Regions from separate parts of the Homo sapiens genome. Here all the other regions are linked to region 1. Evidence: chromatin contacts called from ENCODE Hi-C or POLR2A ChIA-PET data. All regions are on one chromosome and are shown on one strand. Each heading gives the region's core, a stretch centred on a gene start or an enhancer-like site at or near the end of the contact. The rest is flanking DNA. Distances are from core to core; before and after follow the strand shown. Region 1 holds the start of RUVBL1 (RuvB like AAA ATPase 1). Region 2 overlaps EEFSEC (eukaryotic elongation factor, selenocysteine-tRNA specific). Region 3 overlaps EEFSEC (eukaryotic elongation factor, selenocysteine-tRNA specific).

What was found. A loop is a pair of places that touch in the nucleus more often than their neighbours do. ChIA-PET counts read pairs that join two places held with the same protein, here RNA polymerase II (POLR2A). Pooled maps may share reads with other maps.
Region 2: a pooled map shows a loop between it and region 1 (7-fold over the local background). The contact joins the enhancer-like site here to the promoter of RUVBL1 in region 1. A Hi-C loop is called at or near these places in 5 of 50 pooled maps. POLR2A ChIA-PET finds 5 or more read pairs at or near these places in 7 of 52 experiments (CD4-positive, alpha-beta T cell, CD4-positive, alpha-beta memory T cell, MCF 10A and 4 more).
Region 3: a loop to region 1 is called in a pooled map, with 5 times the contacts of the local background. The contact joins the enhancer-like site here to the promoter of RUVBL1 in region 1. A Hi-C loop is called at or near these places in 1 of 168 maps with a recorded cell type or tissue (naive thymus-derived CD4-positive, alpha-beta T cell) and 5 of 50 pooled maps. POLR2A ChIA-PET finds 5 or more read pairs at or near these places in 6 of 52 experiments (CD4-positive, alpha-beta T cell, CD4-positive, alpha-beta memory T cell, MCF 10A and 3 more).

Annotation. Positions count from the first base shown.
Region 1 is chr3:128,121,940-128,125,216 of GRCh38, reverse strand. RUVBL1 (RuvB like AAA ATPase 1) reads left to right here and starts at 1,405. Exons shown (of 11, transcript NM_003707.3): 1 at 1,405-1,633. The coding sequence starts at 1,493. RefSeq lists a silencer at 1,354-1,413 and an enhancer at 1,604-1,653.
Region 2 is chr3:128,293,277-128,296,677 of GRCh38, reverse strand. All of the region lies in intron 4 of EEFSEC (eukaryotic elongation factor, selenocysteine-tRNA specific), which reads right to left. Among named protein-coding and RNA genes, the nearest start is that of EEFSEC, 140 kb to the right of the region's middle. Within about 2 kb of position 1,302, at least 6 of the 41 ENCODE cell types and tissues checked have a DNase peak (open chromatin) inside an H3K27ac peak, as active enhancers do; they include CD4-positive, alpha-beta T cell, where a contact is called at or near this core.
Region 3 is chr3:128,315,108-128,318,411 of GRCh38, reverse strand. The region is part of intron 4 of EEFSEC (eukaryotic elongation factor, selenocysteine-tRNA specific); the gene reads right to left. Among named protein-coding and RNA genes, the nearest start is that of DNAJB8-AS1, 150 kb to the left of the region's middle. RefSeq lists an enhancer at 1,635-2,187. Within about 2 kb of position 1,796, at least 7 of the 41 ENCODE cell types and tissues checked have a DNase peak (open chromatin) inside an H3K27ac peak, as active enhancers do; they include CD4-positive, alpha-beta T cell, where a contact is called at or near this core.

The DNA of each region.
Region 1 (3,277 bases), core at 156-2,655:
GGTGAAACCCCGTCTCTACTAAAAATACAAAAAAATTAGCCGGGCGTGATGGTGGGCGCCTGTAGTCCCAGCTACTCGGGAGGCTGAGGCAGGAGAATGGCGTGAACCCGGGAGGCGGAGCTTGCAGTGAGCCGAGATTGCGCCACTGCACTCCCGCCTGGGCCACAAAGCAAGACTCCGTCTCAAAAAAAAAAAAAAAAAAAAAAAAAAAGGCGGTGTGAGACTGTGGAACTACTGTAATTGGATTTGATTTCAGGTCTGTCTCAATTCTAACATAAACTCTCCTGCACTCTGGGCAAGTCCTTCCCTTCCTCTGGATGTTAGTATCCTCTTCTGTAAAAATGGTGTCATACCATTTGCTTCTGAGGAAATCTCTCCTATTTGTTGGAATTCAGCCAAGGCAACATCACCTTCATGATGCCTTCCCTGGCTCTCCAGGCTGTTCCGGGGGCTTCTGCTCTGGTCTTCTCGCCACCTGGGTGTACCTGTCTCAGCACATCTCACGTTGCAAGTTTTCTAAGCAAGAAGTAAACGCATCAAGACTTTTATCCCTGTATCCCCAGTGCATTGTGGTGTCTGGCTCGTGTTTGTTGAACGGATGGATGGATGGATGGCAAGTACAATTGTGGTGCAGGTTGTGCTAATATCATTATGAAACCTGAAGGGACAATTTGCTGGCTGATTGTCTCAGCTGGAGTCATGGGACGTGATGAGCATTATTATATAGGTTTTGAAGCCTGAAGATTTCTAGTTCTGATTATTTGTGATGCTTTCTTGGGCGGATGGGCCTCTTTCCGCTTGTTTGTAGCTGCATGCGTAATTACACTACCTTACAGGGCTGTGGAATTTTGAAAACTGCAAAATGTTATTTACAGTCAACTGAACTCAGCAGGAACCTTATCTCTCGGTGGAGGATGGAGGATAGAAGCAGGGGAAGACAATTCCACGGAAACGGTGGTGGGTTGAGCTGGGCCTTTCCAGGGAGATGCAAAGGTATGGGAGTCAGAAAACATTGGTTAGTAACCAATCCCAGTTTAAGCTCTGAACCTCAGTTCTTCTGTTTCCAAAACGGAAATAATAACTTGAGATTTGCGTAAGAGTATGACGTTCAAATGTGCTAATGGATAGGACGGAAGGATTAGGAGTGGTACCCGGGGGCCACTGCCTCGTGCAACGCCCCAGCCCTAGATCAAATCCGGGGCGTGGTCCCACTGTGCTCCCGACCCCAGCCTCGGCAGGAAGCGCCGGCTACGGGGGAAGCCAACCCGGAGACACAGACGGAAGTGGGTGACCGGAGCTCTAGCAGCAGCCGCGATGGGCGCAGCCGTGAGCCTATGGAGAGCGGAGGTGTTCCCGCTTCCACCAATGGAAAGCCGGTCTAGGCGGGCCTTTGCAAATTGCCCTAGTAACGGCCGCATGGTAACTCAGGCGCCGGGCGCACTGTCCTAGCTGCTGGTTTTCCACGCTGGTTTTAGCTCCCGGCGTCTGCAAAATGAAGATTGAGGAGGTGAAGAGCACTACGAAGACGCAGCGCATCGCCTCCCACAGCCACGTGAAAGGGCTGGGGCTGGACGAGAGCGGCTTGGCCAAGCAGGCGGCCTCAGGGCTTGTGGGCCAGGAGAACGCGCGAGAGGTGTGGCCAGTGGACCAGGGAGTTGGGGGCTGCAAGCAGGGCTGCTGCGGCGAGAGAGCTGCTGAAGTCGGTGGCTCGGGGCGGGATGCGCGCGCCAGGGGTCTCCCGCCATTATTTCCTCAGGGAAGTGAAAATGGGCCAGGGGCTCGGGGAGGGGCGCCGCCCTGGAGCTGGGTGAGGGGCCGCCCCAGGATACCTAGTGACGATCCACTGGGGGCAGTTGACGGTTTGCCAACTCATGGACAAGTGCTGATATAAACCCACACAACCCCGTCCCCTTAATTCGTACCAGGCTCTATTCGCGACACTGGGATACAGCGGGAATTAAGATAGGAGCTTACATTTTAGTGTAGTGAGAGACGATAAACGTGTACACCAATAAATAAAAATAATTATCTTATCTTGGTGGGGTTAGTTACTGCAGGGCTTTGTCGGCCACGGTCAGGAAATTGGATTTTATTGTGAATGCAGTGGCAGGCTATGGGACGGTTTAAAGTAGGGAATTGACTAAACTTTAAAAGCTCATTTTGGTTCCCAGGATCCGGGAACTGAGGGAGAGAAGTGGGAATTATGGAGAAGAGCAATCTGGTTTATCCACCCCTCCAAGCATCCTTTTTGACCATTCCAATTAAATCTCCTTTTTCTAAGTGCTGGTGATGCCAAGTACTTTCACATACATATTATTTTTTGGCAGGTGAAAATATTGAGTTGGGGAGAGGGCACTTCACGTATATGCTTGACACTCGTTTTAGTAACGGTAAACCTGGGGTTTGCACCCACGTGTATTTCTGACTCCCAAATCAGTGCTCTATGATGATACAGCCACCCTCTCTGCCTGCTGTTCTCTAAGGTCACAGCCATGCCCCTTGGCCTTTGGAGAGCCTTAGCTTCTACAAAAATCTTCACTTAATATAAAGTTAAGCTACTGCCTCTTAGCCTGATTTTTCTAAATGGAAAGGCCTCAAAGAAAAGCCTCAGGTTTCCATTTTGAGCATCATCTTTCCAAAAAGGAAGTGTTTGACCCTGGCTTACTAAGCAGCTAGTACTGCAAGTAGCTAACATTGGTTGAGTGCTTTCCATGTGCCAAGCACTGTGCTAAGTAGCTATATGTCCACTGCCTTGTCATATCCAACGTATTAGTTGTCCCTTCCCCGCTTTAGTATGACAGTTTTCAGACACAAAAAAAGTTGAAAGACTTGTAAATACTTGTGTGCCTAAATTCTATAATTAACATTTTACTGTGCTGCTTTATCATATATCTTTTCATCTGTCCCTCTCCCAATCCACTTTTACATTTCAAGGTGAATTGCAGGCATCACTACACTTTACCCCTACACCCTTTAACCTGTGTGCCATTGACTAGTATGAACTCTGTTCAAGTGAGGAAATTCTGGTTCATAGAGGTCAAATAAGTAGGTCCAAGGTTACTCATCTGGTAAGTGCGAGAGCCAGTATTTTAACTCAAGTCTATGTATTTAAACCCAGAGTGCATGCTCTATGCCTAAGTGCATGCTCTATGCCTAAGAGTGATGCTGTATGCCTAAGACCCACCTCAGCTACCAGGTTCTTGTGTGACTCTGGTCACATCAGTAACCTCCCTGAAAAATGAGAGTTAGACTAGGTGATCTTTTAAAGACCCTTCCA
Region 2 (3,401 bases), core at 53-2,552, 170 kb before region 1:
ATGTGTGTAGCGTGGAGGGCAGGAAGGTCAGTGAGGAGGTAACCTTCGAGCTGCCTCCTGAGGTGCCCACATGGATATACCCCTGTGCGGATGACGAGGAGACACAGGCCCTGCAGGTCTGTGCATGGCCATGAAGGTGAGTATGCTGAGAAAACAGGAGAACTACAGTTTGCTTTATCAGTAGAAGAATGAGAAAAGCTGAGGCTACAGAGAAAAGCAAGGGCCAGCATCAGGATGGCTTGCAAATGCTGGACTTGGTAGGAAGGGAAAGAGGAGACAAGAAAGGCTTATGGGTGGCCAGGATGAGGACAGAGTGGCATTGGACTGTGTTAGCTACATGGGGTGGCCAGCTCAGACACCATCCTTCCTCCTGCCTCCACTCACCCTTTCTGCATACCAGGGACAGGAAGCCCCATCCTGCTGGTCATATTTCAAGATCCTACGTGGATTACGTTTTCCAAGAGAAGAGCTTTTAGGGTATTCCAACATCGGGACATCCTAGTGTGGGCTCAGGATGATGAAATCTCATGCTCTGCCAGGGCCCTCTCCCACCAAAGGCAGCCAGGCAAGCTCAGCTCCCAGTACCAGGGCCTGGATAATCTCTCACTCTCTATCCTTCCATCTCTTCTGGGATGAGCGGGTGATTTCTGGACCATGGTAACATGTGCTTTCTCAGGGGAAAGGTTAAAGCTGCCCTATAGGTCACTCAGTCACAAGAGCTGAGGCTGGGGCTGGGGACCAAACCCACCACATCACGCTGGAAAGCATTCCTTTTTTGCTTTTCTGCTAGTGCCTATGCACATACTTCCCATGGGGACTCTGGGCAGGAGGATGAATGGGCTGAGGAAGGTTCAAGAATTTCCTGGGTTCCCACCACCCCACTGAGACCCTCACATAAATGAGGAGAGCAGGGTCCAGGCCATGCTGGGGTGTCTGCCTCCCCAGCTGACTGCTGGGTCACCTGCTTGGGACTCTGGCAGGAAGCAGGCATGGAACCACGTGACTTCTCCCAAACTTGGGTCCTTCTCCATCTTCTCACCACAGTTCCAGCCCCAAGGAAGATTTAAAAAAAAAAAAAAAAAAGGAGCCTCAATTGTTGGAAGGCCCTGGAATTGTTTATTTTGTAAACAAACCAATGGCAATGAATTATGTTGAACTTTTAATAAGACACACATATCATACTAGGTCTGTATATTTGCCAGCAAAAAAAAAAAAAAAAAAAAAAAGTAGGGGGAAGTACAGAAAAATGCCTTGAAGTAAAGATCACAAAAGGGGTTTCCTGTTATGAGATACGGATGCATTTCCTTGACCAAAAACAGACTGATCAAAATGCCAAATCAAAAATTATGAAAACTACAAACAGGTGACAGATTTGAACTTGCTTCCTTTGCTTCCCAGGCCCCAAGAGGCAGCCAGAGGGCCATCCAGCTCCTGTAGTTGGACACCACCAAAGGCAGGGCTGAGGGGACATCGCACTGCTGCCAGTGTTGAGTAGAAAACATTTTGGGGGTGCCTGGAATCAGCTGCAGCTTTTTGCATTGGCCTCTTTTTGTTTCACCTGAGCCTGGATGACCAAATGAAACAATTCCCCTCAACTGAGCACATTCCAGCAACGGACAAACACCACACATGGTGCAGCCAGCGAAATGTCCCATGCTGGTCTGTGGCTGGCAGAGACATAGCCATTTTCCCAGGCATCATGGGGACAGCCCTCCCTGACAGGCACAGCAGAGGCCTGGAGGTACATGCAAGAGATTGATAGTTCATCAAAATGGCAGCAACACACATTGGAGGTATGATGTGTTTCTGTTTTTGTTTCATGACAATTCTAATTCGAACAAAAATGTCAAATATCAGAACAGTCTGCCATTCCAACTGTCTGGAATGGCATCTTCCAATCCTTGCATATGCTGTTTCCTCTGATGGGAATACCCTCCCCTTACCTTTTCCACTTAGTAAACCTATTTCTTTCTTCTCAGAGCCCTCCATGTCTCCAAGAAAGCCAACCAGACCCTCCCTTGGGGTCCCTCCCTATCTCAAGTGCCCCCAGTGTACAGGTGCTCTACTTCCTTGGCTCTCTCTGTCCCACAAGGTCATGAGTTCTGATGGTGGAGCCAGTGTCTGACTTAGGTCTGGGGCCCTGCTGCTCAGTCCAGAGGGGGCACTTGGCACAACTTCTGAAACTCTCCTTTACCTGTTGTGCCTAGCAGAGAATTTATGTGTCATTTCTAGAGGCTCAATAGCTGACATTTTAAGAACACTCAGATATGATAGAACTTAATTCACTTTTCCCCTCTAAATTCCCCTTCCCAGAACAAACTTTCAGGAAGAGGCAGGTCTTCCTGTATGTACTTCAACTGTCAGCCCCTAACAGGGTCAGCAAACTCTATTCCTGGCAATCTTCAGGGCTAGGAAGGACAGATAGTCCTCCACCCTAGCCCTAGGGGACCCTATGGGAAGGAGGGATATCTGGGCCTCACCAGGTATCTGGTCTAAGGCACCCCAGTGAGGACCCCTAATGGCTCCCAACCACAATACCCCTGCAAGAGCACCAGCATGCCAGTCTACAGAAGTGCTGGCTCTGAGCTGGCTCTCTCCTCTGGATCTCTGAGGGGCCAAGGGCACAGCAGAAGGTAGGGAGCAGACTTCTCACCAAGAATAGAACAAGTGCCTCTGACTACCGTCCAAAGGGGAGAAGCAGCCACCTTTGTGTGTGAGCTTCCCTAACTTCTTTGAGTACTGCTACCACTAAAAATATTTACCATTTACAAAGCCAAGAACTGTGAAAGGCATTTTGTAAAATTTCATTTAATTCTCCCAACAACTCCACAGGGAAGATACTCCCATTACCCTTTTAGAAAAATTAACTAAGGCTCAGAAAGGTGAAGTCATTCACCCAAGGTCACAAGCCAGAAAGTGACAAAGGGCATTCTAAGGCAGCACTTTCTGACTCTGTGGCTCGGGTTATTAATGTGATCCTATAAGGGAAGTTTTTTTTTTTTTTTTTTTTTTTTTTTGAGATAGAGTCTTGCTTTGTCGCCCAGGCTGGAGTGCAGTGGCGTGATCTCAGCTCACTGCATCCTCCGCCTCCTGGGTTCAAGTGATTCTCCTGCCTCAGCCTCCCGAGTAGCTGGGACTACAGGCACATGCCACCACGCCTGGCTAATTTTTTGTATTTTTAGTAGAGATGGGGTTTCACTGTGTTAGCGAGGATGGTCTCGATCTCCTGAACTTGTGATCTACCCGCCTTGGCCTCCCAAGGGAAGTTTTTAAAGGCATTAGCAAATATAAATATCTACTAGGAGAGACAGACAGAAAATTAGCAAAAGAAGGAGAGGATGTCCTTATAGGAAGCTTTTCTACTCTGAACTGATTCTCTATGCATCCACAACTGCCTTCAC
Region 3 (3,304 bases), core at 547-3,046, 190 kb before region 1:
GACCAGGACATCTGTCCCCACTGCACAACCTGGCTCTCTGGAAACCAAAAGCCAGAGATGGAAAACAGTCACTCAGTCCACCTCAGTTAAAAAACCAGCTGGAACACAGTCTATGAGAAAGTTGTCCCAGCAAAACTTTGCAAAGGACAGCACTTGCCACTAGTCGAGCAACAACTATGTTCCGGGCATTGGCTGAACCCTTTCTAACCCCCCTTGCCTCACAGCAGTCCATCACGGGAGGGCGCCATGCAAGCTTCATGCAGTCTCACCACCAGCAAGTGCTGGGCCAGGGCAGGCTGACGGCCTGGCTCTCCCCACTGTGCCAGATGGGCTCCTGTCCACAGAGCCTGTTGTATGCCCTGTACTATGCCATGTCTAGAGAAACAGGGGACCAGGCACAACTCCATCCTGCCTCTGCCTGGAGTGCACAGTCACCTAACAACCAGTTCCCATGGCCCACATGGCAAGGGCTGCCCCAGTGTGGCAAGGAGGGTGGGGGAGCCCTGAGAAAGGAACCATGGTTACCACCTGGCAGGGAACTGGGAGGAAACCTCAGAGAGGAGGGGACATCTGTGCCAGGCCTGTGGATGGACGGAGCAGCTGGAGCAGAAGGCTGAAGGGGGCAAAGGCCCTGAGGCCTGCAGAGGGCCCAACTGGTCAGCAGCCGGCGAGAGAATGGTACGTGAGCACAAATGGCTGCAGCTGAGGCAGGAGCCAGGCAGTGCAAAGCCCGAGGGTCAGGCCAAGGAGCTGGAACTCTCCTCTGCCGGCAGATGAATACCGTGAGATGCCACACAGGGGTGAGGAGTGATGAAGTACAAAGGTCAGAACGACTCCAGTGGTAGCCCGGGTGGAAAGAGGACTGATGGGGAAAAAGACTCTGGGCACAGAGCAAATCGGAGCAAACTGTAATGACAGGAAGAGGACGCCAGCCCCAGAGGGGCCCTTGTGCTGATCCCTGAGCATGTCCACAGTTCTCACAGTGTGCCTGGCATGCAGCAGCACCAAGCACACGCTGAGGGTAGGAAAGGCCAGAGTGAGCGTCTGAGCTCCAGCAGCGGGGCGGAGAACAGGCCAGGCTTACAAGTCTGGGGACGCACTGCATGTGAGCACACCGTGTGTATGAAGGAAGAAAACCCACGGGTTCTCCTGGCCTGGCAGCAGACAGCCACAGACCTCCTGGGAATGCTGGCTGTCGTCCCCCAGCCAGCAGCACGCACTGCTTCTGCGGGGCCCTTGCTGCCCTATTGAGGCCTGGTACCAAAGGGTTACTGGCTCTGCTTGGAAAACTCTAACCCCCAGCCTGCCAGAACGTCTTCTATTTTTCTTTCTGCTTTCTTTAAGACCCCAGATGTGCTCTTGCACATCAAAAGAGAGCAACTTATAAAGTTAAACTAAATCAAGGGCTTTTGTTCTGAGGCATCGTGGCTGAACTAATTATTCCTGTATGTTGTTTAATGAAATAGTGGTGCCATATATTAAACCAGTTAACAGGATGAGCACATGAGTTACAAGGAAGGTCGGGGCTGGGATTATAAATTTAACTTTTTCTTAAGAAGAGATGAAACAAACCACTCAACTCCCTGCTGTCGTATGTCATGGGAGGGGAAAATGATGGCACTGAGCAGCATAGAGGGAGGGCTGTGCCCCGGTTCACGGTGCTGGCGGCACCGAGCTGGGCGGTAACCCCACGCTGCTGGCTCACCGCCCCAGGTCCTCTGTGCTGAGCTCCAGGCAGGCTCAGGGCTCACTCCTCATCCCCCACGTGCCCTTGGTCGCCAGATCTTCAGCCCACGTGACAGTCCTCCGGAAATTCAGAAACAGCCCTAAACCACTTCACACATGCTGAGATGCTGTGCAGCACACTTTCCCATAGCCAAAAACACTGGAAACCACGTGCCTGTCGATCATAAGGGGATGGGGCAAGAGTGCAGGAGCGCTCTTCTGTGGACCAGGATGCAGTGAGTGAAGAGAGGGGGAGAGCGGTAGGCATCGGTATGAGATGGTTCTGCTACATGCTAAGTGAAAACACTGACATAACAAACAATGCCTATGACAGAAGCCTGTTGTGCTTTTTATTCCTAAGTGTGTATATTAGGGTGTGGTGCATTTGTGTGCATTAAAAAAGGGTGAAAGAACACAGAGCATGCTCTTAACACTGGCTTTCTCTGGGAAGTAGAATTTTAGGAAACTTTAACTTTACCTGATAGTGAATTAATTATTCACAACAAGCATGTATTTCTATTATAACTGAATAAATACCACGCTCTTTGAAAAATAAATCCACAAACAAGCAGCAATACCTCTGCGCCACAGACTAGAATTAGAAGGGTGATCAAAAGGACTTGGTCTTTTCTGGCAATGCATAAAATATCACAATAAAAATATATTTCACGTACTACTTGCATAATAATTAAGAAAACATTTAATATTATGCAACCAATAAAATGGCAACAAGCTAAGAACTTTCAAAGATATGAGGACATATGAAACAGTGGTACCAGAATGCATCAGAAATAGTGACATTATATTTAGTAACAATTAAACATAGTGATCTCCACTATACAAATGTATAACATATAGCATAGGAAGGTGAAATAAAGGAAATTCATATAAAAGTTATCACTAGAATTATGGCCAATTTCTTTCCTTATAAACCCTGCCAAGGTGACACCACTGGCCCTGACGAGTATGCAGTTTTCAAGAAATGGAGCTTTACACTCCATACCACTGACAGTGTGCAGGGACTTCAAGCCCAAGGATGGCTTCTGACAAATAACTAATTGGCTACAACACAAGGTACCAATGGTAGACTCCCTCCCTCCCTCCTGGGCCTCCCCAGGAGCTCAGGCCCTGGCTTCTGGCAGAGGCCATAGCAGCCTCAGCATGGCCCTCGGGCACAGGCTCTGCTCAATACATCTTATTGGCCGTGTGGCCTTGAGCAAGGGCCTTACTCTCTCTCAGCCTCCATTTCCTGAGTATAAAGGCATGGAGGGTCCTACTGCCCATGATTACAAGCAAACTCAACTGTGGTCATCAATTCAAAGATCCTGGCTCACAGAGAGGGCTCAGCAGTCATTTTATTTTTCTGCTGATAATAATAGTGATATCTGACATGCATGGAGCACATATCACATACCTCACCCTGGGCCTAAGTGCTTTACATGCATTAACCCATTAATCTCCACTACCAATGAGGCAGGTACTCTTATTATCCCCCACTTTACTGCTGAGAAAATTAAGTTCCAGCAGACATAAATATCTTATCCCAAGTCACATAGCAAGGAAGTGGTAGCATTGATAA